2 separate regions of the Homo sapiens genome follow, and region 1 is linked to region 2. Evidence: chromatin contacts called from ENCODE Hi-C or POLR2A ChIA-PET data. All regions are on one chromosome and are shown on one strand. The core of a region is the stretch at or near the end of the contact, and the rest is flanking DNA. Distances in the headings are between cores, read along the strand shown. Region 1 has its middle 130 kb from the start of SNX9. Region 2 overlaps SNX9 (sorting nexin 9).

What was found. Hi-C counts contacts between places; a loop is a spot of excess contacts on that map. ChIA-PET counts read pairs that join two places held with the same protein, here RNA polymerase II (POLR2A).
Region 1: a loop to region 2 is called in a map of heart right ventricle, with 2.1 times the contacts of the local background. The contact joins two enhancer-like sites. A Hi-C loop is called at or near these places in 1 of 168 maps with a recorded cell type or tissue (heart right ventricle). POLR2A ChIA-PET finds 5 or more read pairs at or near these places in 1 of 52 experiments (activated CD4-positive, alpha-beta T cell).

Annotation. Positions count from the first base shown.
Region 1 is chr6:157,691,284-157,695,941 of GRCh38, reverse strand. No RefSeq gene overlaps it. Among named protein-coding and RNA genes, the nearest start is that of SNX9, 130 kb to the left of the region's middle. Within about 2 kb of position 1,906, at least 4 of the 41 ENCODE cell types and tissues checked have a DNase peak (open chromatin) inside an H3K27ac peak, as active enhancers do.
Region 2 is chr6:157,875,200-157,879,236 of GRCh38, reverse strand. All of the region lies in intron 4 of SNX9 (sorting nexin 9), which reads right to left. Among named protein-coding and RNA genes, the nearest start is that of SNX9-AS1, 16 kb to the left of the region's middle. Within about 2 kb of position 1,917, at least 2 of the 41 ENCODE cell types and tissues checked have a DNase peak (open chromatin) inside an H3K27ac peak, as active enhancers do.

The DNA.
Region 1 (4,658 bases), core at 657-3,156, 180 kb after region 2:
ATTCATTAAAATTATAGTAAAGGATTAGTGGAAACTGAGTGTTCTGGTTGCTAATGGAAACCTGGCCTGCCACGCCATGCTGGTCAAAGCAAGTCACAGGCCAGCTAAGATTCAAGGAGAGCTGAAGGAGGCGTGCTTGTGTTGTGTTGAGTGGCTGAGGTGGTGTGGCTCTGTCACTGCAGCCGACGAAGCTCATGCTGGTGCTTGTGGGCTGACCGAGGTGGGGGTGGGCATGGGAAGGGGGCATAGGCTGCAGAGCTTTGCAGAGGCAGAAGGAGCCCTGTGGCTGACAGCGTGGGGGCCAGGGAGGTGCACAGGACGGCCGTGCCAGGCCCGAGGTTTGGCAACTGCTCTGAAAGCCCCTGTTCTTCACCTCAGCCTTTGCCGGCCCTTGTTAGGTGGCCAAGTGGTGGTATTGCCTGACTTCTCTACTCGCTAGCATCATACCAAGGCCGCTGTGCACAAGGGAAGTGCAGTGGACTGTTACTCTGTCGCCCACGGCCAGTCCACCCTGACTTTCCACTGGCAGCCAGCCTGTCCCGCTCTCGCTCCGTGAGGTTTGAGGGGGCTGACTCCTCACTCTGCAGCAGGTTGGGGGTGCTTAGTTCTGGAGCAGCAGATCTCCTGGTATCCTCAGAGCTCCAGGAATTGGTTCCAGGCTGGGCAGGTGACCCAAGCAGGTCTCGTGAGATTGGGTTGCAGGACTTGGTACACGGAGGGAGGAACCCTCCTGTTCTCTTTCACTGGGGTTGCTTGCCTGGGAGGACAAAAACTTGGAACTGTCGGTGCCTATTTTGTCATTCTGAAGGCTGAGACCATCTGAATGGGAAGTCAACCAGGAGGAGCGCAGTGCTGAAAGGTGGAAAGAGAGAGATGGAAAGAGCGAGTCCTTCTGACATAGATGGGGCCCTGGACCAAGCTGGGTCTGATTATAGATTATCCTTGTGAAGCAGTGAACCCTCTTATTTTGCTTAAGTTACTTCAAGTTGGGTTTCTGTCACTTGCACCCAAGCAAGTGCTAACTGAAGTCCTGGCAAATGTATTTACTTCCTTTCTGTGCCGATTCACTGGAGAGAGGAATTGTGAATTCCGGGGAATGTGGGGCTCTGTACTGCATTGTTGGCTCCTTCCCCATTTTTCCATGTCTATAGTTGTCTTCTGTACACCCTTGGGGTGGGATTAGCCCGGTGGAATGTATTGGAATCATGGGAAAACCTTTCAAAGGTCCAGTTTCTTCACTGCAACTTTTCAGTTACCCTCTACAACCACTGTATCATCTTTTAAAGTTGGCAGTTGAAGACCACAGAATAAATGTCCCTCAACACTTGCTGGCTGGTCGTGAATGTGGACACAGGGCTCCCGAGAGCAGAAACTACCATAGGACATGATGGGAAGAACACAGCACCATAGGGTAAGAAGAATGCTCTACCTGGGACTCAAGGAAAAGCCAGTCGTTTATAAGACAGATTGTATTTTGGTGACTGCAAAGGTTCTAGAAAAGCTGTTCTAAGGAGACGCACAGGGCAGGAAGGCCTTTCTTTCCTTGCCCAATCTTGAGGCAGATCACACACGAAGGGCATCAAGCCATCAAGCCTCGGGTATATTTCTTCCCAGTTAAGCAGTAGAACGTTTCCTGTATCTTTCAAACACATTTTCTCTTAAGATCCCCTGAAGTCCTTCCGAAGCAGTGGGGTGTGTGCAGCCCTAAATAGGGCTTTTACTCGGCAAAGGAAACTAAGCCACTGATACTGAGTCTAAAATAGCCCCAGCCAGGATATCCTGAACTGATTTTCCTGACTGCCAGCTCTCACTTGCGATGGACTGTAACTTCACATCCCAACAGCCCTGTCTGCAGACAGGAACAGGCACTAACAAGGGGGGCTGATCTGGGGGAAAGAGAGCCTGCCAGTGCTGCCCGAGGCCAGGATCGGTGCCAGCCCATCCCATGGGACGGTCACACTTGTTGTGACTTCTCATGGGTGAGGCACATGGGAATGTCCTTAGCTGGTTTCATGATTCATCCTTGGTGTACATATATTTGCTTTAATCATTCATGTCGTATCATTACTTCCTTGAAGATGCGGCCAGTGTTTCTTGTTTTTAAATTAAAATATTTTTTAGAGCAGTTTGAGGTTCACAACAAAATGGAGTGGAAATCACAGAGAGTTCCCATACATCCCCTGCTGGGACTCACACACGGCCTCCCCCACCATCTACGTCCTGCACCAAGTGGCATATTTGTTACACCGATGGTCCTACATAGACACATCATTATCACCCAAAGTCCACAGTTTCTATCAGGGTTCACTCTCGGTGTTATACAAATGTGTGACCTGTGTACACCACCGCAGTGTCATGCAGAGTAGTTTCACTGCCCTAGAATTCCTCTGTGCCTGCCTGTTCACCCCTCTGTCTCTACAACCCCTGGCAACCACTGATCTTTTTATTGTCGCCATAATTTTGCCTTTTCCGGAGTGTTATACAGTTGGACTCATACAGTAGGTAACCTTTTCAGATGGGCTCCTTTCACTTAGTAACATACATTTAAGTTTCCTCCATGTCTTTTCATGGCTTGAAAGCTCATTTCCTTTTAGCACTGAATCATCTCATCATCTAGCTGTATCGCAGTTTATTTATCCATTCACCTGCAAAAGGACATCTTGGTTGCTCCTAAGTTTTGCCAATTATGAACAAAGCTGCTATAAACATCCGTGTGCAGGTTTTTGTGCAGACAGAAGTTTTCAATTCATTTGGCTAAATACCAAGGAGCACGACTGCTGGATCATATGGTAAGAATATGTTTCCTCTTGTAGGAAACTGACAAACTGTCTTCTGAAGTGGCAGTACCATTTTGCATTCCCACCAGCAGTGAATTGAGAGTTCCTATGGTCCACACCCTCACCAGCATTGGTGCTGTTGGTGTTTTGGATTTTAGCCATTCTAATAGGTGCGTAGTGACCAGTGTTTCTTCATAATTATGTTTTGGCCATTATTTCAAGTATTGACTTCGGATGTTGTGGTTCTATCATCTTGAATAAATGAAAAGTGTAACAAAAACAACTCATACATTCATCATTCACTTACTGATTAAAAAAATACTTTTTGAGTGGCTATTATATGCCAGGAATGGGAGATTCTCAGATAAAAGATACTCTCTCTGTACCCTCAAAAAGCTCAGAGGCTACTGGAGGAGGACAGGTGAACAGGTTGACACAGAGTGCACAGGAGGAGAACGCTGCATTTCCGTGAAGCAGAGCCTTAGGATTAGGAGGGGGCTCCACCCCACACAGAAGGGGAGGCTGGACTGGGAGGCAGTAAGGAGATGGCCCACGAGCCTCTCAGGAGGTTGGAGGTTGGAATCACCGAAGGCCTGGGAGACATGAATGGGGCAAGGGCAGGGAGGGGACATGCAGTTCAAGGCAGATGGGGTGGATGTGTGAAGGCACGCGGCGGGGTCGGGGAAGCTGCATTTCAGGGTTATTGGAGTTTGGGTTTGAGGATGAGTGATCAGGGATTCAAACAGGGAAGAGACAGGACTGGGTTTGCTTTTCAGGAGGACCCTGGCCAGTGGGAAGGACAGATGGGACGGAATGACAAGGAAGGGAGGGAACTGGTAGGTGGCAGGTACGGGATGGAGTGACAAGGAAGGGAGGGAACTGGTAGGTGGCAGGTACGGGACGGAGTGACAAGGAAGGGAGGGAACTGGTAGGTGGCAGGTACTGGACGGAGTGACAAGGAAGGGAGGGAACTGGTAGGTGGCAGGTACTGGACGGAGTGACAAGGAAGAGAGGGATCTGGTAGGGTGGCAGGTACGGGACAGAGTGACAAGGAAGGGAGGGAACTGGTAGGGTGGCAGTGGCAGGTACTGGATGGAGTGACAAGGAAGGGAGGGAACTGGTAGGTGGCAGGTACTGGACGGAGTGACAAGGAAGAGAGGGATCTGGTAGGGTGGCAGGTACGGGACGGAGTGACAAGGAAGAGAGGGATCTGGTAGGGTGGCAGGTACGGGACAGAGTGACAAGGAAGGGAGGGAACTGGTAGGGTGGCAGTGGCAGGTACTGGACGGAGTGACAAGGAAGGGAGGGAACTGGTAGGGTGGCAGTGGCAGGTACTGGACAGAGTGACAAGGAAGGGAGGAAACTGGTAGGGTGGTAGGTACGGACGGAGTGTAAGGAAGGGAGGGAACTGGTAGGGTGGTAGGTACGGATGGAGTGTAAGGAAGGGAGGGAACTGGTAGGGTGGCAGTGGCAGGTACCGGACGGAGTGACAAGGAAGGGAGGGAACTGGTAGGGTGGCAGGTATGGGACGGAGTGTAAGGAAGGGAGGGAACTGGTAGGGTGGCAGGTACGGGACAGAGTGTAAGGAAGGGAGGGAACTAGTAGGGTGGCAGGTGAGGGCCTGCAGATGGGGAGGCTCATTCACTCCTTTGCATTCTGCAAATGTTTATGGAGCACAGATTCCTGCCCAGAGAGAGCTTCTGGTCTAGCCAGGGATTATCCCAAATATCCTTTTAGGGAAAATGTGAACCTTATCTCTTTACTCCTCATAGCTGGGACCACAGCTGCTGCCATGCTCATTTTAAAAGGCAGATTTAGGCCAGGCATGGTGGCTCTTGCCTGTAATCCCAGCACTTTGGGAGGCTAAGGCAGACAGATTGC
Region 2 (4,037 bases), core at 668-3,167:
TTCTGCTGTTACAAACAATGCCGTAGGAAACGTTCTTGCCCAGAAACCTGCGTTCTGCGAGCAGATCTGCAGGAGGAACTCAGAACCGCTGGGCCTTAGAGATATGCATTGTAAATACTCATATACATTACCGAACCAGCCCCGAAAAGCTTCATCACTTTATCCTTTCCCTCGCTTTGTATGACATTGCCTGTCTGACCACACCTGTATGACACTAGCTTTTAAACTGTTTTCATTCTCTGCTAGTTTGATAGAAGAATCTTAAAATGAGCATTTTCCCAAGTATATTAACTATTAGTACCTTCCCCCACCAAAGGACAGCCTGTTTATACACTTTACCTATTTTTCTGAATTCTTCATCTTTTTCTTACAGATTAGCAAGAGTGTATGTATATGAATGGAATTAGCCTGTATCCGTCATAAGTCAGAAGTATTTTTGCTAATTTAATATTACTTGTTTACTTAAATGTATCAATTATATCCTTAATGGCCACTAGACTTTGTGCTGTCAGTCTCAGAAAGGGCTTCCATAGGCCGGATGCAATTGGGAGGCTGAAGTGGGCGGATCACAAGGTCAGGAGTTTGAGACCAGCCTGGCCAATATGGTGAAACCCCATCTCTACCAAAAATACAAAAATTACCTGGGCGTAGTGGCGGGCACCTGTAGTCCCAGCTACTCAGGAGATTGACGCAGGAGAATCATTTGAACCCAGGAGGAGGCAGAGGTTGCAGTGAGCTGACATCACGCCACTGCACTCCAGCCTGAGCGACTGAGCGAGACTCCGTCTCAAAAAAAAAAAAAAAATGGTGGGCTTCCATATTCCAAGATCATAAAAAAAATGCTGTCTATTATTTTCTCCAAGTAGTTTAATAAACAGCTTTATAATTTTCCAAATCAAACTGTTTCAGTCCATTTAAAGAACAACTCATCATATTCCTTTCACACTGACAATTCTAGTCTAAACTGCAGCCAAGCTGAACTGCGTTTTGGCTGATAAAGCGTTTTCTCACCACCAAAAGAGGAAAGCAATCACAGTGGGCCAGGGACCTGGATGCAGCAACACTGCCTTGACACCAGCAACTCTGCTCACCTGAGACTACTCAGTAAGAATCTAGAACCAAAGGGTCCCCCAAGCAACCTGAAATTAGGAGTTTTAAGAAAAACCAAAAGAAAGTGCTATCTTACATAGTAGGTTATACATTTATGAACTAGTTACTCTGAAATGCAGCACAGATTAAGAATACAAAGTCAAGGAAAGAGTAGCAGGCTCGAAATAAGTTATTCAAAGAGATCTTTAAAAAGATATACTTAAAGAAAAATACGACACTCAGGAAGTTGGATAACCAACTGAATGTGGGGCTTCAACTTGCTTGTGTGGGAGGAGAGTCAAATTTAAACTTACTGATGCTAAGATGAGTAAAGAGACACTGGCTCAGAAGTTGGCAGAGTGTGCCAAGCTGAAGAGATGCATGCCTGAGAGGGGATGTGCCCATGGGCCTGATGGACAGGAGAGAGGCCCAGCTTCTCTGAGGTTCCCGCTCTCAAAACAAAACCGACCCTGGGAGAGAGCACAGGCAATCAGAGCCTCCCAAGCAGCTCACCTCAGAGCACACATCTTCCTACCCGCATTCAGAAAATGAAAGCAATGGGCAAACCTGATAGGAAAATGTTTAAAAAGCTACCAATTAATGGTCATCTGGTTTCCTACTCGTGACATCTTTCATGGTATTTACAAAATGTACCCAAATTTTGGCCTACTTAAATTGTTCTCATATCCCAGATAACAGAGGGCAGAGATAGCAGTTAAAATATTTTTACTTGATTTACATTAAATTCAAATGCTCAAATTAATGACGGCTATGCTTTCTGCATTTTGTTAATTCTAGTTTCAGTTCATTTTTCTTTGCTTTCAAAGGATCTGATTAGATTCAATGTTAGACTAGATGCCCCCCCCGCTTTTTTTTTCTTTTATTACCTTCTAAATAACCTAAACGAAACAAATTTTAGACTTATACCAGTTTATATTAAACTACAAGTAAATACCAAGGAATATATTTCCTAACAGAACATGACTTAAATCTGAGTTTTAATTTCTTTTCATTAGCTAAACTGCCTCCACCTATCTTGAGATAATAGCTGGTCAGTCCCTAGAATTAAAATAAGATAAATATTTCTATTTTTTGTTTGCCTCACTTATTCTATGATCTCATTACCTCATTACAATTCTTTTATTAAAATCTTGTCCTTTATTAATGCAAACCCATTTCATGGGTGCTTCTGTATAACTCAGTGAATCTCAACTGGCTTGGCTTTGCTCCTAGGCAACACTTGGCTATATCTGGAGACATTTTTGGTTGTCACAACTGAGGTGGCGTGCATGTGACTGGCACCTGGTAGGTAGAAGCTAGGAAGGCTGCTCAATATCCTGCAGTGCCCAGGATGGGCCCGCCCCACTAGGAAAGGGCGCGGGGCCTCAAACGGCAATGAGGCTCAGGTTGAGAACCCCTGGGAAAACTTCCAGTGAGGTATAACTACTATTCACGTTTCACAGTGAGTAACCCTTACCTGGCCAATGTTCTCAAGTAGTATAGAATAATAAAATACAGAAGAGAATTCTTCAATTACAGTGATCAATCACCTTGCCTGCAAATTTTAAATATCTGAGTCTAATTTGTAATTCAGAATGTCTACAAAAAGCTGTTTTGAAATGTATAAAACCTGCAGTTAGTATATGGTGATAAACTTATATAAACTCACTTGGAAGGTCAATTGACAGATATTCTTTTTCTTTTGAGGAGTCTCACTCGCCCAGGCTGGAGTACAGTGGCACGATCTCGGCTTACTGCAGTGGCCGCCTCCCAGTTCAAGTCATTCTCCTGCTTCAGCCCCCCGAGCAGCTTGGATTACAGGTGCCTGCCACCACACCTAGCTAATTTTTGTATTTTTAGTAGAGATGGGGTTTCACCATGTTGGCCAGGATGGTCTCAAACTCCTGAACTCAGGTGATCCGCCCGCCTCGGCCTCCCAAAGTGCTGGTGGGATTACAGGCGTGAGCCACTGTGCCTGGCTAATAAACAGATATTTTATAAGCAAATACTTGTAAGTGATATGATTATCATCAGGCCTGATAGAATTTAAAACCTTTTATGTAGTTAAAAAAAAAATCAAGAAATAACATCTCCTAAAGCCCATTCATTTCTAAAGATGTAAGCAGTTAACAATATTTTAATTCTTTTTTTTTAACTTTTTTTTTAACGTGTGGAGATGGGGTTTCATCGTGTTGCCCAGGCTTGTCTCGAACTCCAGCACTCAAGCAATCCACCTGCCTTGGCCTCCCAAAGTGCTGGGATTACAGGCGTGAGCTACTGTGCCCAGCAGCAACAATATTTTGATACCTGTCTTCTCAATTTTCTTCTTGTCACTTACTCTGTGTCATCATTTGGCAATAAATGAACTAGACAAATTCACCTAAACTAGTCAAATTTTAATTAAAATTAATGTAAAATTTCCTTGTATTCTTCTCAAGTTATCCCACTATTCTAAGTTTCCTGGAAGCAATACAATAAGAGTACCAAGTGCTGAGTGCCTGGATCTGGTAGACTTTCACAGGCACTGCTTCTACTCGCAGGATGAGGGCCTCTAGCTCTGAGAGTGTAAGCAACATGCCAGGGCCAGGGCATCTATTTCCTGATCCAGGCCGAGGCTCTGACACTGACCTCCTCAACAACAAGAGCCTCCTCTTCTTCCTCTTCTTTCCATGCCTTTATCTAAGAGGGTATTTGCAGTTTCTGGGGTCTGTGTTCATATCATGACAGACTTCTAAAAGCAACCCTCAATACCCTGCCTTTTCTCTTATAATAAATTTTGCAAACAGTCATTATCAGGCTTAACAGGTGATTTCTTTGTTAGTACCCAACAGAAATGCCACAGAACAACCTAAAAGCGACTTTGTTTTTGCTTTTGGGGAATGGCAATAGCTATAATGCATCACAAGCCTTCACAAATACGCTCTGTTTTCCGTAAAGCCAGCCACATC